Linked DNA regions of Homo sapiens: regions 1, 3, 4 and 5 are each linked to region 2. The links are chromatin loops, found by intact Hi-C in ENCODE. Cell type or tissue: PC-9. All regions are shown on one strand. Region 1 overlaps VPS35L (VPS35 endosomal protein sorting factor like). Region 2 overlaps VPS35L (VPS35 endosomal protein sorting factor like). Region 3 overlaps IQCK (IQ motif containing K). Region 4 overlaps VPS35L (VPS35 endosomal protein sorting factor like). Region 5 holds the start of KNOP1 (lysine rich nucleolar protein 1).

What was found. A loop is a pair of places that touch in the nucleus more often than their neighbours do. Peaks named below come from ENCODE experiments on the same cell type or tissue, not always from the same donor. Only the 100,000 strongest peaks of a DNase experiment are listed, where the experiment ranks them.
Region 1: it touches region 2 in a loop (8-fold over the local background); 9 of 110 quality-filtered maps call a loop at or near these places.
Region 3: it touches region 2 in a loop (10-fold over the local background); 4 of 110 quality-filtered maps call a loop at or near these places.
Region 4: it touches region 2 in a loop (4-fold over the local background); 7 of 110 quality-filtered maps call a loop at or near these places.
Region 5: it touches region 2 in a loop (10-fold over the local background); 11 of 110 quality-filtered maps call a loop at or near these places.

Annotation. Positions count from the first base shown.
Region 1 is chr16:19,694,581-19,699,580 of GRCh38, reverse strand. It overlaps VPS35L (VPS35 endosomal protein sorting factor like), which reads right to left. Exons shown (of 31, transcript NM_020314.7): 30 at 1-79. Among named protein-coding and RNA genes, the nearest start is that of KNOP1, 21 kb to the left of the region's middle. RefSeq lists enhancers at 1-144, 145-800. In PC-9, no CTCF peak of the experiment used is centred here; a DNase peak (open chromatin) is centred at 3,050.
Region 2 is chr16:19,603,068-19,608,067 of GRCh38, reverse strand. The region is part of intron 9 of VPS35L (VPS35 endosomal protein sorting factor like); the gene reads right to left. Among named protein-coding and RNA genes, the nearest start is that of VPS35L, 50 kb to the right of the region's middle. In PC-9, no CTCF peak of the experiment used is centred here; DNase peaks (open chromatin) are centred at 237, 2,177 and 2,537; H3K4me3 peaks cover 445 bases; H3K27ac peaks cover 2,944 bases.
Region 3 is chr16:19,751,857-19,756,856 of GRCh38, reverse strand. All of the region lies in intron 4 of IQCK (IQ motif containing K), which reads right to left. Among named protein-coding and RNA genes, the nearest start is that of IQCK-AS1, 12 kb to the left of the region's middle. In PC-9, no CTCF peak of the experiment used is centred here; DNase peaks (open chromatin) are centred at 2,046, 2,256 and 2,626; H3K27ac peaks cover 4,663 bases.
Region 4 is chr16:19,678,707-19,683,706 of GRCh38, reverse strand. VPS35L (VPS35 endosomal protein sorting factor like) reads right to left here. Exons shown (of 31, transcript NM_020314.7): 28 at 1,317-1,482. Among named protein-coding and RNA genes, the nearest start is that of KNOP1, 37 kb to the left of the region's middle. In PC-9, no CTCF peak of the experiment used is centred here; a DNase peak (open chromatin) is centred at 2,606.
Region 5 is chr16:19,714,217-19,719,216 of GRCh38, reverse strand. KNOP1 (lysine rich nucleolar protein 1) reads left to right here and starts at 990. Exons shown (of 5, transcript NM_001012991.3): 1 at 990-1,059; 2 at 4,180-5,000. The coding sequence starts at 4,182. IQCK (IQ motif containing K) reads right to left here and starts at 946. Exons shown (of 9, transcript NM_153208.3): 1 at 730-946. The coding sequence starts at 910. RefSeq lists an enhancer at 737-1,066. In PC-9, no CTCF peak of the experiment used is centred here; DNase peaks (open chromatin) are centred at 956 and 2,806; H3K4me3 peaks cover 3,153 bases; H3K27ac peaks cover 1,818 bases.

The DNA of each region.
Region 1 (5,000 bases), 92 kb before region 2:
GCTTGTTGTTGCGTAGGTCCCCATGGGCCAAGATGCTGTTAAAGAAGGAAAGGCCCAACGAGCTCTGGCGCTTCAGGGCCTGAAACAGAAAAGGGAGGTTACTGCCTTGCACTGGGGCTCAGGCCGTGCCCCGCAGAGATGCTGTGGACAGTGCTGACTCTGGGGTAGGTCATGCCTGAGTTCCAGTGCCAGCTCTGCCATGTATTTGCTGTAGGGCAAGCTGCTGAACCTCCCAAAGTCCCAGCTGCTTCATCTGTAAGTGACAGTAAGGTCACCCCTGCAAAGGGCGGGGATTCAGTAAGATGACGAAGCTCTGTGCCCACAGATGGTCATTACTCATGAAATGGAAGAAACTCACCAGTCAGTGAGGTCGAGGAATGAAGGGTACCCCAGCAGGGACAAGCCTTGCTTTAATGCAAGTACAGCTGAAAACTGAAAGGCTTCAGCTCACCTCTTTCAGATGTGTCCTCAAACTACCCAAAGCTGCAGTCAGTATTCCTGCCCCTGGGCTGCCGGTAATAAAGACCAAAACACATCTCCCGAACTGAGCTCCCCAATCCTTGGTGCCCATATCCAGCCTTTACACGCTGACATCAGATCTTTCCTTTCTTGCTCAATCATCTGATGTGAGAGGTATCTTGCCAAAAAAAGTCTAACCACAGTGTCACGGCAGACCGAACCTGAACTCCAGCTTTGAGTGATAAAGACAAAAGGGAAAATAAATCTCCAGAATGCAACACCAGGCCCAGGAGAGAGGATACAACTTCCCCAAGGTAAACGAAGGCCCCTGGAAAAGCCACATCAACAGGTGGGTACCTGCTGTTCAGGAAGCCCATGGGGCCACGGCAGATCCCACATCTGCACAACATCAGTGCTGCCAAGAGTCTCATGTCTGCTCCCTGACAGTGAATGCGTGTAAGAGCCCTTAAGAGTGTGCCAGGGATTCTGCTCTGTGCTTTATACAACTCGCGTGATTTAACCTTCATGACAGCTCCGTGGCAGGTACACTCCTAACCGCCCATGATAGAATTCTAGAGGTGTCCCCCAGCATTCCTTCCCGTTATTCAAACATGAATCCCGGTGCTGCTGTGGAGAGACTGCAGATGGAATTAAGGTAGGGAGCATATCTTAGATGACCTGAGTGGGCCCTCGAATCACTGGAGCCCTTAAAAGCAGAAGCATTTCTCCGACCAGAATCAGAGACAAGCAGTGGAAGAGAAAAACAGGAAAGAGGAGGAAGAAGGGAAGCCAGAGATTCAAGGCATGAGGAGAACCTGGGCCACCAGTGGTGGCCATGAGCTGAGAAACACAGACAGCTTCTAGAAGCTGAGAAGGACACCTGGCCAACAGACACAGGATCTCAGTCCATGATCACACGGAAATGCAATCTGCAAATACCCTGAAGGAACAAGGAAGTAGATTCTTTCCAGTGCCTCCTGATAAGAGCCCAGCCAGCAAGACCTTGATTCTGGCCTTGTGAAACCCAGAACAGAGACGCCGGCCCCAGCTAGCACTGACTTCTCACCTACCAAACAGTGAGATCAAAAATGGGTACTGCTTTAAGATGCCAAGTTTGTGGCAACGGGTTATGGTGGCAACAGGAAATGAATATGCTCCCATTCTGCAGATGAGGCACCTGAGGCTCTGAAAGGTTAGGAACTTGCCCAAGGACCACAGATGGGTCCTCACAATGCAGAGGGGAGTCCGAGCTCCAGCTCTCTGACTCCAGAGCCTGTGCTCGTACTCACAGCCCTCTCCAGGCCACACACTCAGGGTCGCATCTTATCAGGAATCGCACTCAGAAAGGGCTGACTTGCCAGTGCCATGAGCCAACTTTGGCTATGCAGTTGTATGCAGGGATTAAGAATGGCTTGATTGGGCTTACACCAAAACACATTTCTTCCTGCTTTTCTCAACTACTCTCGGTGGCTAAAACCAACTTATCAACCGTCTATCCATCCAACGTTCCACAGATAATTCACATGGCGCCTGCGAGCTGCTATGCCAACTGATTTACCCCTTCTTACTGTCCTTTCCCAAGTGAGAATTTAAAGTCTTTTAGTGAAAAGAAAAAAAAAATTAGCTGAGCATGGTAGCACACACCTATTGTCCCAGCTACTCAGGAGGCTGAGGCTGGAGGATCACTTGAGGGCAAGAGTTTGAGGCTGCAGTGAGCTATGATCTCACCGCACTCAAGCCTGGGCATCAGAGCAAGACCCTGTCTTAAAGAAAAAGTCAAGGAACAGCTTCAAATGCAGTTGGGCAAGGTGGCTGAGTGGTAATTAAGACTCTTCGGCACCTCCCCTCCCCACTCCGGGCAAAATTGAGCCTGCCTTGGCAACAGCCTAGAGCAGCGACAGTCACAGAAGCAGCAGAGCCGACGGCAAAGAGCCCAATCATCAGGGAGCAGGTTGTGCTGTGGGCGCCCAGGCCCGCGGGCTACAAGAGAAAAGCGCTTTGGCACAGGGCACGCGGGCTGGCACCTGCTGGGCACGGACTCGCAAACTGGCTGGCGACCACCTGCTCTGCCTTCATTTGTTCTAACAGACAATGCAGTTATGCCCCAAGTGGGAACCTGAGCCCATCCTGCTCTCCTTTTAACCTGGTCCTCGTCTGACACCTGGGAGAACGGGAGCCCCACTTTCTGCCTGAATCTACAAGACCAAGCTAAAATAAAACTCTTTCAGAGCTAACTAAAAGTCTCCTTGGAGAGAGGCCCTTTGACTACCTTTCACTGAAGTGGGAGAAACTGTTTTAAAAGTCAGACAAGCAGCACAATACCTAATTGGCTATTTCTCCATTCCATATCTTCTCAATTAGCAAAAAGCTCAATTCGCATGTGTTTTAAATGCCAAAGCCCATTAAAAGTGAAATCATTGGAGACGTGTCTGAGGGATGAGACACATGCCAGCTGATATATTCAAACACCGAGAAAAATACAAACACGTAGCTTGGGAACCAAATCAGGGCCTGATCCCCTCCCCTCGCCACAGAGGTTTTAAATAGAAAAGAGCTGCTTTTCCTATGAGAACTGTCATTTCCAGGAAGCTCTCGGGGTTTGGCATGGTTCCCAGCTCCACCACACCCAAACAAACAACTTCATAAAATACAGCTTGTGATTAAAATGAGGCTGGCACCTTCACGTGGCCTTAGAGGATGACTTTGGAAGCACGGTTGCTACCAGAGCTGCGATATGATTCTCAGAACGGCACAGGCATCAGGGTTTTCCAACAGCAAGAAGCCGCCCACCCCACTCAGTGGGGAGAAATCCACCAGGCCCTTCCTGGTCTGTGATGGGCCTGGATACCAAGCCTCATGCTCTTGGGGTACCAGACTTCAGAGGACTCCAGTATGGCTGTTGAGCTGAACTTCAAATTGCACCATTAAAACAAAGGATAGCCGGGCACGGTGGCTTATGCCTGTAATCCCAGTACTTTGGGAAGCTGAGGCGGGCGCATCATGAGGTCAGGAGATCGAGACCATCCTGGCTAACAGTGAAACCCCGTCTCTACTAGAAATACAAAAAATTAGCTAGGTGTGGTGGCACGCGCCTGTAGTCCCAGCTACTCGGAAGCCTGAGGCAGGAGAATCACTTGAATCTGGGAGGTGGAGGTTGCAGTCAGCTGAAATTGTGCCACTACACTCCAGTCTGGGCAACAGAGCAAGACTGTCTCAAAAAAAAAATAAAATAAAAGAAGGATAACATGTTCAGTTTCAGCTTGGTCCACCCATATGACCATGTTTTTATTTATTTATTTATTTTAGAGACAGGGTCTTGCTCTGCTGCCAGGGTTGGAGTGTAGTGGTGCAATCACAGCTCACTGCAGCCTCAAACTCCTGGGCTCAAGCGATCCTCCCACCTCAGCCTCCTGAGTAGTCCCAGCTACTCAGGGTGCACACCACCATGCCTGGCTAACTTTTAAAATTTTTTTAGAGATGGGGTTTTACTATGTTCCCCAGGCTGGTCTCAAACTCCTGGAATAAAGCAATCCTCCTTCCCCAGCCTCCCAAAGTGTTGGGATTACAGGCATGAGCCACCATGCCTGACCGATGTTTTTCTAATAAATGTGCACATATGGACAGACATTTTCAGTGAACATCGCTGGTATTGATGCCACGTGAAATGTTCTTCAGAAACATTCCATCTTTGCTATTCTTTCAGAATCACTATCACCATCAACCCCTCTCTCCACCAGAGAAAGAGACATAAATGTTAAATATAAATAGCTCCAAATTATATGGTTCTGGGCTTTATTTTTCTTGCAAGCTTGGGACTTCTGGGCTATGATCATTTATGCTGTCAGTGACCACCTCTGATTAAACCCAGCCTATTGCCTCGGTATGAAGACACGTAATTTTGAACCACATGTCAAGTGTTCTGTGGGTGTGGCTTGTCAAACACACATCATTGTTCTAAGAGGTCCCTGGACTAGAGGGCGGAGCCAGAACCAATGGTTTCAAGAAATCAGGGGAAGGCTGGGCATGGCGGCTTACGCCCAGAATCCGCAGCACTTTGGGAGCCCAAGGCCAAGGTGGGCGGATCACTTGAGCTCTGTCTTTTTTTTTTTTTTTTCTGAAACAGAGTCTCGTTCTGTCACCCAGGCTGGAGTGCAGTGGCGTGATCTCAGCTCACTGCAACCTCCCCCTCCTGGGTTCAAGCAGTTCTCCTGCCTCAGCCTCCCAAGTAGCTGGGATTACAGGCATGTGCCACCACGCCCGGCTAATTTTTGTATTTTTAGTAGAGGTGGGGTTTCACCATGTTGGCCAGGCTGGTCTCAAACTTCTGACCTCAAGTGATCTGCCTGTCTCAGCCTCCCAAAGTGCTGGGAGTACAGGCATGAGCCAACCGTGCCCGGCCAAGCTCAGTATTTTAGGACTAGCCTGGGCAACCCAGAGAGACCTCGGCTGTGTAAGAAATAAGAACTTAGCTGGGTGTGGTGGTACATGCCTGTAGTCCCAGCTACTTGGGAGGCTGACATGGGAGGATCACTAGAGCCCAG
Region 2 (5,000 bases):
TTCTTTCCTTCCAAATATCACTATTAGGAAGTAACTGATGATAACAATAGTTTACACAGACACAGGCTTTCTAAGTGCCAAGTGTCGTTCGCAGTGCTTTACAGACAGCTCACCTGATCCCATATAGCAACCCTCTGAGGTACGTAGTTTTATTATCTTATTTTACAGATGCAGAGACCAAGGCACAGAGGAATGTAGTGACTCACCCAAGGCACACAGCAAGCAAATGTAAGAGTTAGAATTCAACCCAGGCACTCTGGCCCTGCGGCCGACATTCTTAGCCACTGCCTCTAATATAATCCAGAGGTTCTTGGTTACCTACCAGTCACTATGACAACATTGTTGAGAATTCCAGATGCTTTACGGACCTGCGACTGCAACATGAAATGTGATCTAAGCTTTTGCTCTACACATCACAATGGGCCAGAGGAAGGTAAAACAAGGCCTCTGAGGTGAGAAACCAGCCAGAATTATGTTGCCGGCTCACGACTGGCTCCAAGAGAGTCATCTTGTGAAACTGCCAGTTTACTCCATTAGCTATTCTCTTCCTCTTTAATAAAAGAACTCGCATTTTCCTGCAGGACACAGGGCCATCCTTGCAGCTAGGTGTGGTCACGTGGGTCAAGTTCTGGTCCCAGGATATATAAATAGAAGGGCAACTTCTGAGAAGTATCTTTAAGGAAAGGGGCTTGCCTTCCCTCACTTCTTCTTTCTGCTCACTGACTGGAATGCAGACATGACAGCTGGAACCTCTGCAGCCATACTGACCATGAGAGCAACAAGACAGAAGTGAGGATCCTTGGTACCAGGGGCTAGCTGGCCCATCGGCCCTGACCTTCATTACTGTTATTTTGAGTTTTCTGGAACTGGTACCCAAGCTTGATTTTGACATACATATTTTTAAACAGCAGAAATTTATTTCTCACAGTTCTGGACTTGACATACATCTTAAGGAATGGAAGAGAATATGGAGAAATGAAAGAAAAAACACAAAACTTACAAACACCATGAAGGCCTTTGTTAACCTCTCACATGGAAATGATTTCAGCAAAGATTAGAGCTCCATCCCACCACTGGATGTTTTATACTTTTAGGATTAATTCAAAAAGGGAGAAGCTGGCCAGGCACAGTGGCTCATGCCTGTAGCCCCAGCTACTTGGAAGGCTGAGGTGGCAGGATCAATAGAGCCCAGGAGTTTGAGGCTGCAGTGAGCTATGATTGAGCCACTGCACTCCAGCCTGGGCAGAGCGAGACAGAGTAAGACAGAGCAAGACCTTATTTATTTATTCTCTAAAAAATGAATAAATAAATTAAAAGGGAGAAGTTAGTTACTTTAGAATATAGCAAATGATTCTTAGCTTGTTGGCTTTCATCCTGTTTTGCAATGAGTCATTTTCATCCCTGATTCTGTCATTTGGTAGTATATGAAGGTGATCAAAATTCCCATAGAATCAGCAAAAAAAGATAAACCTCTAGGTACTTCTCTAGCAGAGAACAGTCACTAATCACTGCAGATATTTTGAAATTGCAATCTCCTCACTCTATTTTTGGATGTCTGGCATGCTTCATTCACTTGAGAACTATTTGCTTACCATTTTCAAAAGGATGGGAAATGACCATTTTCCCCTTTCCAGCCTAGATCTCTACACATGAAGTAACTTTTTTTTCTACTTTCAAGAGATCCAGACAGGAAAAGATAGCAGTTATTCTTACATTCATTTGTCAATCTTCTCTTTGGGGAGAGGGAAGAGCAGTGTTAATTTCCCTTCATATGACTGAATCTTGTGGCTTAAAATCCAAAAGCAAAAATAGGTCTCTGAGGTCATCTACAAAATCTCTCACTGTCTAGCTGAAGGAACTGAGATTCAGCAATGGCTAAAACAAACTGGTTCAGGTTGCCTGAAAGAGTTGGAAATCAGGCTAAAGGCAGGCTGCCTTGCATACACGCATTGACTACAAGCTATACGACAATCTGCATACACCAATACAGAATCTTTAGGCTTTCCTTCCAGCTCAAGAGATAATTTAGGAAAAGGATTATGTTACGTGGGACTTTAAAATCTTACAGCAAACTAAATATTATATTCCTTTACTTCATGTGCTCAACACAAATGCCTTAAGGGCCAACTAAAGGTGGTGTTCCAGGCTTTGGGGAGATAACAGTGCACAAGGTAGATCCTATCTTCATGAAACTTACATTCCAGTGGGGTGAGACAAATGCTAAACAGGAAAGAGAATAAGCAGGCAAACAAATAAGATAATATCTAACAGCAGTAAGTACTATTAAAGATACTAAACTAGGTATTGGAATAAAGAGTGACTTGAGTGTGATTTAGGGGAAGGGGCTCATTAGATGTAGTGGTCAGAGAAGGCTCCCACAGAGGCAGCATTTGAGCTGAGCCCTGAACTACGAAAGGGAGCCAGCCATGCCTAGATGTGGAAGAAACATATTCCAGGGAAAGAAAACAGCAAGTGCAAGGCCCTGAGGTAGGTATAACCTCACTATGGTCAAAGAACAAAAAGCAAGCCAATTTGCTGAGCAGAAAGGGGAGCAGCCAGCATGACAAGCCAGTTCATACAGGGCTGAAGCCTTGGTGAGGAGTTTGAGAGTTTTTCTAAACATAATGGAAACCCCCTGAAGGGTTCTGGGCACAGGAATGGCAATGACATGACACAGTTTAGACTTCAGCACTTGGGCTGCTACATGGGGACTCCTTCAAAATCTGGAAATTAATTCAGAAGACACTTCAATATAACAAAGAACAGAGATTTTTTTTCTAGCTCCCACTTATTTTTCTTTTATGGTGCTGCTTTTTTTCAAACCTGAACTTCTGTGGGTATTTTAAGAGAAGGCAGGAGACCAATGAGTCTAGTTCTTTCATTTATTTGCCAAGTCTCTACCCTAGCAGCGAGAGGTCTCTTTACGTAACAGTGTTATAGGGATTGGCACCATCTTAGTTAGCATGTGCTGGAAAGGCCAGGTCAGTTAAGGCCACTGCTTATCCCGATGTGGCCCACATCAGCCACAGGGGAAAACTGAAGATGGGAATGCTGAGAAGATGGTGATGGGAACCATAATACAATAAACCCAAATTATCTCTCCCAAGCTGGAAATAAAATGATTTGACTTCTCAGAGTCGATGGTCTCTTTATGCATAAGCTGGATTAAGAACTGTTGGGAAAAAATGACCACATCTAATAGTGTGTGATTTTCATGAACCCAAAAGACACTGTATCTTTCTCAACTCCGAAGAGCTATACCTTAGTTAAAATTCCTGAAGGCAAAGGGCTCAAGTATGAAATTCACCCAACAGAACTTGATTTAAATGGAAAGAATGAGTACAAATGCCACCAAATTTCTCTTCACACATAATCTCTTTGGGCAGAATTCTGCACAGGAGATTTCTAAAGCTTTCATGATAATTATACTTAAGAGTCATTCCTCAGATCACCAACAACTTTGAAAAACATAATCTACTGTTCTTTTCAGGTTCTTGGAACTGGAGCTAACACAAGCAGATGAAGATTTTAGCTAAAAGGAAAACAAACAATGATATCATTTAAAGAAAAAAAAACCAAATCATTTGCTTTGCTCAAGATCAAAAATAGTTATTTGGAGAGGGAAGAATTTTAGTGATAAAAGTGCTATAATTAATGTATCTAAACGAGGACTGATCTGTTGTTTTGAACTTTTAAGTTTAGGCAAGGAGTTAGTTATTAGTAATTTTTCCTTAATTGGCCCTAAAATGTTGTTTGTATAGTCACTGAAGACTGGGAGAAAGGAAGATTATTGCAGTAGAGGCAAATTCAAATGCTTCTGGGGGCCAGGCAGGTAAATATGAAAATTTTTAAGAGGTTGGGTATATAACAATAGGAAGAACTAGAGCCTGTATCAAAAGTCATTTTTTTTTAAATGCTGTTGTTGCCAAAAAAAAAAAAAAACCTATTTTGGTTCAGTTCCACCTGTTGGCTCAAGTTTGCTGCCAATGGTATAGCATGCTACATGCTGGCAAGTGTATATTAAATAAATGGATTCGGCCGGGCGTGGTGGCTCATGCCTGTAATACCAGCACTTTGGGAGGCCAAGGTGGGTGGATCACCTGAGGTCAGGAGTTGAAGACCAGCCTGGCCAACATGGTGAAACCCCATCTCTACTAAAAATACAAAAATTAGCTGGGTGTGGTGGTGCACACCTGTAATCCCAGCTACTTGGGAGGCTGAGGCAGGAGAATCGCTTGAACCCAGGAGGCGGAGGTTGCAGTGAGCTGAGATTGCGTCATTGCCCTCCAGCCTGGGCAACAAGAGTGAAACTCCATCTCAAAAATAAATAAATAAATAAACAATTCAGATTTCCCAAATCCTCAAGCCAGCGGAGAAGGCCTTTCCTTTCCACTTGGGCTGGCCTCTGCCTGCCTCTCCCAGATCACTGCCTCCAACCCTGAGATGGCCAGAACATAGGAGGAGCTGCTGAAAAAACATCGTCACAGGTGTGACGCAGTGGCGTGGAGGGTCCCAAAGAAAAACCACATGAGCCACATTAAAAAGGTCAAAAACTGGGGAAATTAATTTTAATCATGTACTTTACCCGATTCATCCAGAATACCGTTTCAACATGTAATCAACATAAACACTATTAGTGAGCTACTTTACCGTCTTTTACTTGTACTGACTCTTTGAAATCCGGTGTCTTTTTTAATAGTTACGTCACATCTCAATTTGGACTGGCCACATCTCAAGTGCTCAAGAGCAACACGTGGCCAGTGGCTGCTGTACTGGACAATGTAGATGCAGCACTAAGAAAGAGCAAGGCTCTCAGTAGCTGGTGGCAGGGCCCTGGGCAAGACTCTTCCGTACTGGGTCTGCCCATCTCTGATGAAACAAGATGGGTCCTAAAAGCACTTCAAGACCTAAAAAGCCTTCAAGAGCTAAAAATCCTAAAAGCCTGTTGAGTTCTGTCTCTTTCTTTCTGACAAATGTGCACATTAAATAGTATTAAAAAG
Region 3 (5,000 bases), 150 kb before region 2:
GGCGCGATCTCAGCTCACTGCAAGCTCTGCCTCCCGGGTTCACGCCATTCTCCTGCCTCAGCCTCCCAAGTAGCTGGGACTACAGGCATATGCCACCACGCCCGGCTAATTTTTTGTAGTTTTAGTAGAGATGGGGTTTCACTGTGTTAGCCAGGATGGTCCTGACCTCGTGACCATCTCCTGACCTCATGATCCGCTGGCCTCGGCCTCCCAAAGTGCTGGGATTACAGGCGTGAGCCACTGCGCCCGGCCATGGAGCCTCTTTTATAAGGACACGAATCTCACTCATAAAGCCTCCACCCTGATGGCCTAATCACCTCCCAAAGGCTCTACCATCTAATATCATCACACTGGAGATGAGATTAACATATGAATCTGGGGGGAAGATATAGACATTCAGATCATAGTACCTCAGTTACTGGGCTTGTTTGTTTGTTTAGTCATATTCGGCTCGATTTTGCTGTGATAATAACTAAACTTCAAGTCTCAGTGGCTTATCTTGTCAATGGTTTATTTTTCACTCATGTTACATGAACATTTCAATCAGCTGTGGCTCTCTGCTCCATGCTGTCTTTACTCTAGGACTCAGGCTGACAGAGCAGCCTGTATCTCAAATATCACCAGCTCTTATGGCCAATCAAAAGAATATGGTGAACTATGCTTTGCCGATTGATTGATTGATTGAGACACTATCACCCAGGCTGGAGTGCAGTGGCACAATCAAGGCTCACTGCAGCCTCAACTTCCCAGATTCAAGTGATCCTCCTGCCTCAGCCCCCCAGGTAGCTGGGACTACAGGTATGCAACACCAGGCCCAGCTAATTTTTTTGAATTTTAGTAAAGACAAGGTCTTGCTATGTTGCTTGGGCTGGTCTTGAACTCCTGAGCTCTAGTGATCCTCCAGCCTCGGCCTCCCAAAGTGCTGGCATTACAGGTGTGAGCCACTGGGCTTGGCCTGTTTTGACTCTTTCAGCATGTGTTTGGAAATGATATATGTCATGCCCATCCATTTTGCTGACCAAAGCAGTCAGTCACATGGTCAAACCTCCATTAGGGAGAGGCCAAAAATATTTCTGAAGTATAATCTCTTCTACCACAGGGAGTGACACAGTAAAGGTAAAAGAAATGGTGGGGAAAATGAGAATCTCTCTGGCTGGTGGCAGAGCCAGGTCTCAGGAAGACCTGGACCATTGCTTATGGCTGTTCAGGGCACAGGTGAGGCTACAGTCATCCAACAACGGTTCTGGTTCCGGTTCTAGTTATGTGGAGCTCAGCTCCTTGGCCATGGCTCCTTTCATTGCTTGCTGTTGCTTTCTCTGCTGTTCTCTCCTAATTGATTCTCTGTCCTCCTTTCTCTGCCTTTAAGGTTGTCTCTAGGTGTCCCCCTCTCCCTACGCTACAGTCTGCCTGTTCTCTCTGCAGTGTGACATCCCACCTCCCCAGATGGGAGAATCTGATAGGACTAGTTGGATACTCCCAAGAGAGACCATCTCTGTTGGGTGGACCATTTCACAGTCATTTGCCATCTAAGAGTGGCTGCCCAAGGGCCTGATCCATATTCCTGGTTCAATCACTTGTATTCAGGGTGATGGAGACATGGATAAAATAGGGACAAAGAACAGCAGTTAAGGACTGTGGATGTGGCATACACATAGAACATCACAGCCTCCTTTCCCACGTATTTTCCACAATACATTTCCAGATACCCGATAATTCCCATACACGATGAAACCATCCGTAACTATGATCCCAGAAATAAGCATACACTTGGCCTATAACCAGATGCCAAAATATTTATAGCAAACTGCAAACAGGTATTCACATTTTTTTTTCCATTGAGAAGGCATTTCATTAGAGAAAAATAATACTTCTCTAAAGAAGTTCAAAAAATGCACTAATAACATTGACCAAGACCTCCAGCCCAGGCCACAGGGTCATTTCAGAAAGTGTTTTGGCTGAAAAGGGATCATGCTAAAATAATTCTACCACACCTTTCCTGCCAGAATCTATTGTTTCCACTCCTTAGAAATTTTTTCGAACAAAAGCTGATGGTATTACTAATTTTCCTTATTGGTCAAGACCAGGAAATAGAGTTTCTTCCCTCACTGACCAAAGCCCTTGTACTTTTAAAAGGATATTCAGGTTTTTAATTATAAGAAGGAAAATAACTACAATGAATGACTATGAGATGGGCAAGGAATGTAAAAAGAAAAAAAAAAGAAAGAGAAAAAAATTCTGTAATTTTACAGAATTATTCGTAGTAGCAAATTTTTGTGTCGTGAGATCATCAAAGAACTTGTCAGGAGTTAGAAACAGTTTCCTGATACCAACTATGGTCTACAATAGTCTTCACTGTAATGGAATTTGATAAGCAACCAAAAGCCGAAAGGGAAAATTTTACGTTACATGGAGTAAGATAGGAGAAGAGGCGGTCTTATGGCCTCTACCCAGAGTCCACATTTAATCCATATTTAAAGCTGACATAAAATTTATTTTCAGCCATCGTTTTACTCATGCACAAAACTGATTTCTTTCCAAATTAAGCAAAGTGCATTGTTCCAGTCTGACTCTGTTCAACAAACATTTACTTACTGTGTGCACGCCCTGTGTTAAACACAAGAGATAAAGAAAATGAGTAAGGCACGGCCCCAGTGTGGTTATTAAATGCCCCCAAACTGCCACCCTGCAGCTCCTGACCTGGGTAGTAAGTGACAGTAGGTGCAGATGGTTAACTCCGTCTCAGCTCCAGGTGTGAACCCTGATAAGGCAGGTGAGATAATCCCACCTCACCCCACCTAGACCTGAGCCAATCTGGTCCACATTTATCCTGGCCAAAGGGATGCACTGAATCAGGAATGGGCATGTGACCCACTTCAGAGTGATGAGATGTCAGGGGAGGTGTGCTGGAGCTTCTGGGAAGTTAATTTCCTTTGCTTTCCTGAAAGAGTTTGTTGTCCCCCTTCTGTTTGATGTAGTAGGTGGATACAAAGCCGAGGCAGTGGTCGCAGCTGTTTTGCCAATCCAAAGGAAGCCAGCCCGGGATAAAGCTGACTCTGCTAGAGGCCAAGCAGAGAGGCAGGAGAGAACCAAGTCCTCCTCAGTTATATCACAGAGTTCCTGAATCAAACCAACCCTGAAGCCTTCCCTCTCTACCTTGGGGCCTTCTAGTTTCCTGAGCCAATAAATCCTCTGTATTATTTAAGTCAGTTTCCTGCTAGTTGCAACATAATGCACCCTAACCAAGATACGTGCTCAGTATCCCTTCCATCTTATTTTGGTAACAGCACCCTGAGTTCCTTTCAGGAATCCATCTTTCCCCAGCAAAAACTATGGGCTTTGGATGCCTAACAGGCCACTAAATCACAATTCCCCTAGTTCCAAGGACCTATTCCAAAGCAGGTATGTTTATTTATTTATTTATTTTATTTTTAGAGACAAGGTCTTGCTCTGTCACCTAGGCTGGAGTGTAATGGCATGATCATAGTTCACTGCAGCCTTGAATTCCTAGGCTCAAGGGATCTTCCTGCCTCAGCTTCCTGAGTAGCTAGGACTACAGGCACATGCCACCTGTAATGCTCAGGTAATTTTCAAAAATTTTTTTTTTTTTTTGTAGAGATAGGGGTTTTGCTATGTTGCCCAGGCTGGTCTCCTGGGTTCAAGCAATTCTTCTGCCTTGGCATCTCGAAATGTCTGGGATTACAGGCATGAGACACTATGCCCAGCCCAAATTACTCAGACAATTGACCCGAGTTGGCTCAATTAGAGAGAAACTCTGGGAGAGACTCTCTCTCTCTCTCTCTCTCTGCTACACTTGAGCCTTATAGGACATAGGCTGGTGCCACAAAATGAGGGCTCATTTGAGGGTGGAGCCAACCCAGACGAAGCAGTCAAGAGAAGAAGAGAGAGAACAGTCATGGAGACATCATCTGGGTCACCAGATCAAGCTGTGCTGGAAGATCTCCCTGTGGGCCTCTTGTCTACATTTTTTAAAAGGTCCGGGCACGATGGCTCATACCTGTAATCGCAACACTTTGGGAGGCTGAGGCAAGTGGATCATTTGAGCTGAGAAATTCGAGACCAGCCTGGCCAACATGGCAAAGCCCCATCTCTACAAAAAATACAAAAACTAGCCAGGCATGGTGGCATGTATGCCTATAGTCCCAGCTACTCAGGAGGCTGAGGTGGGAGGATCGTTAGAGCTGGGGTAGATTGAGGCTGCAGTGAGCTATGATCTGACTCCAGCCTGGGCAGCAGAGTGAGACCCTATCTCAAAAAATAAATAAGTAATATATAAAGAAAGAAAGAAAACAATCCCTTTCTACTTAGGACAGTTTGAATGGGGTTTTCTGCCATGTTCAGGACCTGCCCTCAAAGAGTTAACTCCAGCAAATAAGGAAATCTTAGCTCTGCATACTTAATACTCCCCAGCTGAAACAAACTCATTTGAGTTTCCACTACTTTTTACTGCTAACAATATAAGCCTTTTATCAAAAAATGCTTACAGTAAAAATGATTAACTTTACTCTGAGTGTTCAAAATATTTTCAGAGATGCATCAGAAAGAATTTCCAAGTGAAGTTTGCAATGTAGCCACTGAGCCAGCTCTGTTTAATATAGCAGTTCAATTAAATTCTAATTAAATTCTGATCGCTCGTGTTCCAATTAAGCTAATCCAAAGGCAGGGCTGAATGTCATGGAATTCCTTAAGAATATCAACCTAACTGTAAGGTTTAATCTTCATAATGCTATTTACACATCTCAGACTTAATTTGTTCCAGTGGAATGCAATGCAGGTCACGGTAGAGCAGGAATGGTACTGTGGCCTTTTAACTAGACTTCAGTCTAAAAACACTGTTGAAGTTCTATTTTAACAATTGCACAGTTGATTTCCTGCCTTACAACCTTTTCCCCTTCCAACTCTTGTAGAGTGTGGCCAGCCCAGGGGCACTCAGGAAGGCAGCTATAACTATAATCGGAAGATCAGAAAGGTCAATGGCAATG
Region 4 (5,000 bases), 76 kb before region 2:
CATCAACAGTGGATTGGATAAAGAAAATGTGGTACATACACACAATGGAATACTATGCAGCCCTAAAAAAGAATGAAATCATGGCCTTTGTGGCAACATGGGTGCAACTGGAGGCCATTATCCTAAGTGAACTAGTGCAGAAACAGAAAACTAACTACCGCCATGTTCTCACTTGTAAGTGGGCCCCAAGCATTGGGTACCCATGGGCATAAAGATGGAAACAACAGACATTGGAGACCACTAGAGTGGGGAGGAAGGGGAGGGGACAAGGGCTGAAAAACTACCTATTGGGTACTATCTCATTTGCACCCCAAACCTCAGCATTGCACAATATACCCCTGTCACAAACCTGCACGTATACCTCCTAAATCTAAAATAGAAGTTGAAATTATTATAATTATTTTTTTAAACAGTGTTTCTCCAGACTGGTCTGATGTTCAACATGATCTCAGGTGCTTGTTAAAGATGCAAATTAAGAAGGGAAGGCCAGGTGTGGTGGCTCATGGTTATAATCCCAACACTTTGGGAGGCTGAGACGGGTAGATTACTTGAGCCCAGGCGTTTGAGACCAGCGTAACATGGTGAAACCCCGTCTTCAAAAAAAAATTTAAAAAATTATCCAGGAGCAGTGGCACATGCCTGTATTCCCAGCTACTTGGGAAGCTGAGGTGGGAGGACTGCTTCAGCCTGGGCTGTAAAGGCTGCAGTGGGCCGAGATCACATCACTGCACTCCAGCCTGGGGGACAGAGTGAGACCTTGTCTCAATCAATCAATCAATCAATCAATCAATCAATCAAGGGCAGGATGGGGCTGAAGAATCTGTACTCTTTTTTTTCCTTTTTGGGATGGTGTTTTCACTCTTGTTGCCCAGGCTGGAGTACAGTGGTGCCATCTTGGCTTACTGTAACCTCTGCCTCCCAGGTTCAAGCGATTCTCCTGCCTCAGTCTCCCGAGTAGTTGGGATTACAGGGGTGCACCATCAGGCCTGGCTAATTTTTGTTTTTTTAGTAGAGACAGGGTTTGGCTCTGTTGGCCAGGCTGGTCTGGAACTCTTGACCTCAGGTGATCCGCCTGCCTTGGCCTCCCAAAGTGCTGGGATTACAGGCGTGGGCCACTGCACCCGGCCCAAGAATCTGTACTCTTAAGAGTTGCTCCAGGTAAATCTTAGATCAGGTAAATACAGTGAGACCCTGGACTAGAAGTTCATGGAAGCTAAAATACAAGGGAGGAAAAAATAAAAGAGAAAATGAAAGCATTCTGTCTGCCTTTCATGAAATCCATGCGGAGCATGGTTTGGTGGGGGAGGCTCTGCTACCTTTGTCTATGTGGTAAAGGTACGTCTCCTGGCTCATGGCGGAGAGGAGATGCAGGACGCAGGTGTAGATGCGGATTTTCTCATCGCTGTTGTCCTCCCAGGTGTAGTCCTGGATCACGTTGAGAAGCTCTCGAACAAGAAACAGGACCCCATGTTCAGGATGATCCTAGCAGAGAACCGAAAAAAGGATAAATAATCCCAAAGATGAAGCAGGGAGGGAAAAAGAAAATCAACACAGAAGCCCAGATCCTCCCGCAGCAGCTGTAGAGAAATTAACGTTGTCAGTTACTGAACAAAGGCAAGACCCACTCACAAGCCTGGTTAAACAATACAGAGGAAAATGACAAAACGTGATTCCCACGAATCAACACGCTCCTGTCTGGGCAAACGAGCTTTGAGAATCCCTTTTTGGATCCCAAAAAGGAGAAGGCAAAGTTACCTGTCAGCTTAATGGCCTGTTTCCAAAATTACACTCTTATTTTTCTGTGGGTGGTGGGAGTTAAAAAAAAAGGAAGCCCTGTTCCAACCACAAAAGCAGGATCGCGGGTATCGTAGCAGATGGAACGGTAGAAGCCACCTACGCTGGGTGAGCCCCCGGATGATCCCTGCCACCACTCGAGGCAGTGACTTTAAATAGAGCCTCACTCTTTGGGATGCTCAACAACGGTAACAGCCAAATGGAGGACGCTCTCTTGGGAGAGGCAAAACCTGAGAGACAGTCACAGAGTTTATAGCAAACAGTGTTTCTCAGATGCTAAACTGAATCTATAAAAAGTTTTGGGGTGTAAAAAAGTAAGCAGCTTCAATTCCATTCCAAAAAGGTGTATGTGAGTCTGGGGATGCCCTGCTGAAAGCTCTCCAGACTTCTCACTCTGTGCAGAAGCTCTGCACGGCCAGCCCCTTCCATGGCCTTGCTAGCCCACCCCATGCGGGTCCCCTTCCCTTACCCCAGCCACATTAAGGTGGGGAGAACAGCACGATTGGAACCCGCAGCGGCAGGGGGAACAGCATGATTGGAACCTGCAGCGGCAAGAGGCCATCTAGCCCAAGATGTAGTCTTGCTTGCAGGAACAAAGCCATCGCCAAAACATGGCCCAGGAGGAATGGGGGAGAAATACCCCAGCCTCGCTTTCCTCCTGCCCTGCATATGCTGCTGCCTCCTACTGGCTGAACAAATTGGGAGCTAGAGGAAGGATAGGTGAGGCAGTCCCCAGAGGCCAGTCTCCCCCACACACAGTAGGACAAAGGGCACAGAGTGGCACCAGGGGCTGGCACACACGTCCAGGTGCTGGCCTCCAGCCAGGCACGTTCTCTCTGACTAGAGTCTGTGCCCCAGGGCTTGGCCAGACGGCTCCTTGGTAGCCTGCAGTTCTCATCTTACACATTAGCTCTTTAATGAGGCCTTCCCTGACATTCCATCTGCAGTCCTCTTACTCTCTCTTCATCACAAATCATCCTGTTTTTTTAGGGGGGGGGCGGGTTCTGAGACAGGGTCTCACTCTGTCACTCTGGCTACAGTACAGTGGCACAATCACAGCTCGCTGGAGCCTTGACTCTGAGCTCAAGCGATCTTCCACCTCAGCCTCCTGAGGTGCTGGGACTACAGGTACATACCACCACGCTTGGCGAATTTCTATTTTTTGTAGAGATGAGGTCTTGCCATGTTGCCCAGGCTGGTCTCAAGGTCCTGGGCTCAAGCGATCCACCTGCCTTGGCCTCCTGAACTGCTGGGATTAAAGGCATGAGCCACCGCGCCCAGCCTCTGTGTTGTTTTTTACAGAGCACTTCTCACTATCTGAAATGATCTTAGGTATTCCTTCAATGACCTGCCCAACAATATCTCGTGGTTTTCCTGGTTCTCTCTGTTTCATGCTAGCCTATAACCTCCAGGAGGACAGGCACTTCATCTATTGCATTTGCCAATACACCGCCAGGTCTGCTGGCTGCACACTGTATTCTGTTAATGGCGCCTCCAGGAACTCAATGTGGATGGTGTCCCTGATGACATTCAATCCCGCCCTGTCTCTGGCTCCTGGGACAGTGCTGGGCACTGACATGCATTGGGTGAATAATGTTGAATGGATTGTAGTTTTTGGGTACCTTCTATGTGTCAGGTACTGAAGTGGCTATGAAAACAACAACAGCTAATATTAATAGCAGCTACCATAGCTTTTCTATGTTCCAGGGTGATACTACGACGAAGCCCCATTTCGCAGATGGGAAATGAGCCACTGAGAGGGTAAGTGGCCCAAGGTCACACAGTTGGTACATGGGGGACCCAAGGTTCAAGCCCCAGGAGTTTGGCTCCAGAGTGGACATTTCTAACTACTGGTACCAGATTCGCACTGCCTCTCTGCAGATAAACCAAGCGTCTCTGACTTTATAGAACTTGTGAACAGGGGGAGGCATACATGCAGTCAGCTACTTAGAATACAAGTGTGGAGTATGAGCAGCATTGCCATTATATCCAACGTGAATGTGTGTACATATTGCAGTCATACTTTCAAGTGGGTGAGGACAATTGTGGAGGGGCGTGGGATGTTTTGTACAAGCTGTTAATATCTGTAAGAATTGCTCTTAGCCTGGGCTAGATAGCGGTGGCTCACGCCTGTAATCCCAGCACTTCAGAAGGCCGAGATGGGCGGATCCCTTGAGGTCAGGAGTTTGAGACCAGCCTGGCCAACATGGCGAAACCCCGTTTCTACTAAAAATGCAAAAATTAGCCGGGTGTGGTGGTGTGCGCCTGTAATCCCAGCTACTCAGGAGGCTGAGGCAGGAGAATTGCTTGAACCCAGGAGGTGGAGGATGAGCGAGCAGAGATCACACTACTGCACTGCAGCCCGGGTGACAGTGCGAGACTCTGTCTCCAAAAAAATAAATAAATAAATAAATAAATAAATAAATAAATAAATAAATAAATAATTGTTCTTAACCTGGGCAACATAACAAATATTGTTTCTACAAAAAAAAAAAAAAATTAGCCACGTGTGGTGGTGTGCACCTGTGGTCTCAGCTACAGAAAGCTATGATGGCACCACTGCACTCCAGCCTGGGTGACAGAGTGAGACCATCTTACAAAAAGAAAAAAAGAATTGCTCTTATGATACTGGCAAGAATGAGAATACAAGATGCTCAAAAGTCTGACATCCACAAACTACACACATCAAAATTGCCCATGCCATGATCTGCTTTCCACTCAGAGCTGGTTTCAGCTGGGAACCTCCCCGCCCCCCCGCCTCCCCACCCCCGCCCCCCCAGCCTTCTTTTGCTAACAGCTGTTTTTAACTAGGCTATTCGGTTCTGCTATGTGGCTGTCCAAAAATATATTTTATTTAAGGATCTGCCTTGGGAATAGACAACAATCTGAATGTTCCAGCAACTTCATTTCAACACAAATGCATAAGTCTTGTGACAGACCATGCAACACACTGTCAAAAAGGTGGTACAAGGGCCAGTGGAGACGTAAAGGTTTGTAGTGAGCCATTTCCGTGAGCTTTTGCTCACAACCGAAGAGCTGGGAGACTATTTCCAACCTTCTGTACATGGACAAAGTTTCCCATGTGACATCCATGCTTCAGTGGTTGTAACTTTTTTTTTTTTAATTGTACTGATGGGCTGGGTGTGGTGGCTCAAGCCTGTAATCTCAGCACCTTGGGAGGCCGAGGCAGGTGGACTGCTTGAGGT
Region 5 (5,000 bases), 110 kb before region 2:
AATCCTTTTGCCCTCCTAAAATCAGGCAGTTTGCTAAGCACTTTTTGTGACTATCTGGTTCCATCTTCTTAACACCATCGAAATAGGTGCCATTATTATGCCCACTTTGCAGACAGGGTCATAAGTTAAATAATTTGCCCAACCTAAGTAACAAATACTGAGTAGAGCCACAAAGGAAGATGTGCTCAACTCCGCCTGGGGAGGTTAAGGAAGGTTTGAAGCAAGAAGGGACTAAAACCCGTTTGTCCACACCATGGTTACTGAACGTGTGGGCCACCGACTACCTACGTTAGGATTACCTGGGGTGCTCTTTTAAAAAGTGCAGATTCCCTGCATCCCAATTTGAAGCTCTGTGGGCGGGGCCTGGGAACCTCCGTTTATAACAAGATCCCCACCCCGGCCCCCGCCCCAGCAATTCCTTTCGGTTCACTAACCGAGGTTTAAGAACCAATGGTCCACACCGCATGGTTCTCTTTATTCAGCTTTCCCTCGCCGTTCCCTTGCCTTTAACCTCACTACGGATCGCGATTGGAGTCCGCGCTGCGTAACCTCGGGCCAGCCTCTCCGAGCCTCAGTTTCCCCATGCGTAAAATGCGGAGCCCGGGCCCGCGGAGCCGCTGCCCGGCGGCCCCGCCCGTCAGCCGACAGGCGCACAGTGGGCGCTCCCCAAACGCGGCCCCCGTCCGGCCGCCCGGGTCCCGCCCCTCTCGGCCAGCCCAGGTTTCCTACCCTTGCAGATCTGCTCCCACAGATTCTTGCTTGACGGCTCGGTGACCTGCCACGACGAGACAGGCAGCTCGCGGGACGCGAGAGACACGGTGGGCACCGGCGTCCGGGTGAACGACGAGTCTGTAGAGCAGCTGGGCTTGAGGCGCACTATGTGGCTGGGGATTTGCCGCGGTGCCGCCATGGCCGCGGTTTCCACGGTAACCGCGTTCGCCGGAAGGCCGCGACCCGGAAGAAGCCGGAACCCGAGAGGGTGGGCCGGCGACTCGAAGTGGACTTCCGGGTCACGGCGGAGCTGGCTCTCACGTGGAGGCGGGGAAATTTCGCCCACCGGTGAGTGCCAGGGCGCGTTGCAGGCGGGCCGGCGCGGGGTGTGGAGATTGCACCAGAGGAAGTGCGCGGCGGGGAAGATGGGGAAATGCGGTCCACCCACATCCCTGAATCCGACCCCTCCAGTCGGTGTGCGCCCGCTCCGGCCTGAGGCCGCCGCCTCCAGAAAGTTTTCCCGCCTCAGAGCCGGCCCTGGGACCCCACGTAATCCCTCCCAGTCTGTTGATGCGGAGGCTTGGGCCCATGGGAGCCTTGGAGGTACGGATCTTACTTCCTGGCTCCCGCGCGTCCTGCTGGTGATCCTGCCGGGGGAGTGGGGTGTTGCTGCACAGGCTTTGGAGTCCTGTGGGCGGAATTCCAGTCTCCGTTTTCCACTTGCTGGCTTTGGAACCTAGGGCAAGTGAATTATTGTAGTCTCTGGAGCTTGCGAGGTCGGGTATTCACAAAGATCTTCACAAGGCTGTCCCTGGAATTTAAAAGCGGTTTTGGAGAAAGCGTTTGCGTTTGCAGGAGATGCACTGTAACGTTCTTTTCCTTTCTCCTTGAAAGAGTGAATGCATTTGGTCGCAGGGCTAAAGAGGAGGATGCTATACTTTTCTAAATGGCAAGAGATGGGGAGAGAAGGGGATTAAGAGTTGACCCGCAACCTCCCGGTGGATTCTTTGTTCTTACCAGATCTCTTGGCCACTCCCCTATTCTGAAGTCGTCTTGGCTCTCTTGACTGCTCCCCTATTCTGAAGTCGTCTTGGCTCTCTTGACTGCTCCCCTATTCTGAAGTCGTCTTGGCTCTCCTGACTACACTATTTCAAGGTTTGCACCTTCTTCTTTGCAAGCTCCTTTATCTCTGCCCACTTATTTAAATGCCAATACAATAGTCCCCCTCCCCCATTATCCGCGGGCAGTACGTTCCTAAACCCCCAGTGGATGCCTGAAACCACAGACAGTACCGAACCCTAAATATAACTGTTTTTTCTTGTGTATACTATCTATGAGAAAGTTTATAAATTAGGCACAGTAGGGCCGGGCGTGGTGGCTCATGCCTGTAATCCCAGCACTTTGGGAGGATGAGGCGGGCGGATCACCTGAGGCCAGTAGTTGGAGACCAGCCTGGCCAACATAGTAAAACCCCGTCCCTACTAAAAATACAAAAATTAGCCGGGCGTGGTGGTATGTGCCTGTAATCCCGGCTACTCGGGAGGCTGAGGCGTGAAAATTGCTTGAACCCGGGAGGTGGAGGTTGCAGTGAGCCGAGATGATGCCACTGCACTCCAGCCTGGGCAACAGAGCCAGACCTTGTCTCACAAAAAATTAGGTGCAGTAAACGATTACCAACAATCTAGCTAGTAATAAAATAGAACAATTACAACAGTATACTGTAATAAAAGTTGCATGCATGTGGTCTCCCTCTCAAGATAACTTCCTGTACTGTGCTCACCTATTTTGGGACCAGGGTTGACCAGGGGTAACGGAAACCTGGGATTAGGTGGCGAGCTACTGTATTTCTTGAAGTCTTGTCTCAGGCTTGTTCTGTTCAAGGCTTATCACCACCCATACATTCCTAACTTTATGTCGCCCGTGTCAGCACGGCCACCCAAACTCCTCATCCATATATATTCACCTGTCCAGTGAACATCTCCAAGTCATCTGTCCAATCAAGCCTGTTCTTCAGCCACTTGCCTTCAGTACCTTTGTCTCAGGGATTAATACCACCATCCTGCAGTTGTTCTTCAGAAATTTTCCTGACAACTGGTAGGACAGGTTCCACAACCTCCACCACCCTGACCTTAGCACTGTCCTTGCTTTTATCACCTGTATCATTGTATTACACCTTATTCCCTCCCACACCTACTTGCTTCTTGATGGGTGGTGTTTTATCTTGTTCATCTCTGTATCCCTAGCATGTGTGCATTCATTCAGTGAGTATGTATTGAGCACCTGCTATGTGCCAGGCACTGAGCAGGACACTGGAAATAAACCAGGAAACAGGGCAGACAGCAATGAATGAGTATAGTTATTCCCTTGACTCTCCAGGTGCGCCTGGAGTGGGTTATGAATGAACTTGACCTGTAGCTCAGGCCTGGCTCTTTGAAGCTGCTAAGAGAGAGCCAGCTCCAGTGTGGACCCTCTGAGTTCCGAAGCTGAGGAGGGCTGCAGGATGGAGAAGTTTTTCCTTTCCCTCCCATGATCCTAACTTGCTATGAAATATTTTGGGATATTTTGCTTCTAGATTCTGGGAATGTCTAGTGCAGGAACTTGGCTGGGGACTGGAGTGAGAGCAGTGGTCCAGCTGGACACTGATGGGTATTGAGGACCCCAGCCCATTCTCACAGGTGCTTCCACGATATCTGTCCAAGACAAGCTGGGTGCCCTCAGTACTGTGCATCATTGTGACTCATTCAGTGTTGGCAATCAACTTCAAATTTTAAAAACAGTGGAACTAGGCCAGGCAAGGTGGCTCATGCGTGTAATCCCAGCACTTTGGGAGGCTGAGGCGGGCGGATCACTTGAGGTCAGGAGTTTGAGACTAGCCTGGCCAACATGGAGAAACCCCGTCCCTCCTAAAAAAGAAAAAAAAAATTAGCTGGGCATGATCACGGGTGCCTGTTATCCCAGCTACTCAGGGGAGGCTGAGGCAGGAGAATCACTTGAACCCAGGAGACGGAGGTTGCAGTGGGCCGAGATCACGCCACTGCATTCCAGCTTGGGTGACAGAGCAAGACTCTGTCTCAAAAAAAAAAAAAAAAAAAGAGAAAAAGAAAAAGGGAATTAACAGTGTACCAAGCCCTTTCCATGGGTTATCTCATTTACTCCCTCCAACACCCTTTTGAGGAGGGAGGTGTTATATTCCCCCATTTTCCAGATGGAGAAATTGAGGCTCAGGGAGGTTAGCTGATTTACTTAAGGTGAGAGAGGCATTTAGGTTTGAACCTAGGGCTGTGTGGATTTAAAATTTACGCTGTTTCTGTAGTATTTCTTTTTTTGCTTTAAAGGAATCATGTCCATTTTCCCTGTCCCACAACGCTTTGACCACCCACTCAAAGAAACATGGCTCTTGGCAATGCTTAGTAGAATTGAACACAGGATGGCTTGGTATGGGATAACTTGTACCATTTGTTTTTTCAGGAATGATCACCAAGACACACAAAGTAGACCTTGGGCTCCCAGAGAAGAAAAAGAAGAAGAAAGTGGTCAAAGAACCAGAGACTCGATACTCAGTTTTAAACAATGATGATTACTTTGCTGATGTTTCTCCTTTAAGAGCTACATCCCCCTCTAAGAGTGTGGCCCATGGGCAGGCACCTGAGATGCCTCTAGTGAAGAAAAAGAAGAAGAAAAAGAAGGGTGTCAGCACCCTTTGCGAGGAGCATGTAGAACCTGAGACCACGCTGCCTGCTAGACGGACAGAGAAGTCACCCAGCCTCAGGAAGCAGGTGTTTGGCCACTTGGAGTTCCTCAGTGGGGAAAAGAAAAATAAGAAGTCACCTCTAGCCATGTCCCATGCCTCTGGGGTGAAAACCTCCCCAGACCCTAGACAGGGTGAGGAGGAAACCAGAGTTGGCAAGAAGCTCAAAAAACACAAGAAGGAAAAAAAGGGGGCCCAGGACCCCACAGCCTTCTCGGTCCAGGACCCTTGGTTCTGTGAGGCCAGGGAGGCCAGGGATGTTGGGGACACTTGCTCAGTGGGGAAGAAGGATGAGGAACAGGCAGCCTTGGGGCAGAAACGGAAGCGGAAGAGCCCCAGAGAACACAATGGGAAGGTGAAGAAGAAAAAAAAAATCCACCAGGAGGGAGATGCCCTCCCAGGCCACTCCAAGCCCTCCAGGTCCATGGAGAGCAGCCCTAGGAAAGGAAGTAAAAAGAAGCCAGTCAAAGTTGAGGCTCCGGAATACATCCCCATAAGTGATGACCCTAAGGCCTCCGCAAAGAAAAAGATGAAGTCCAAA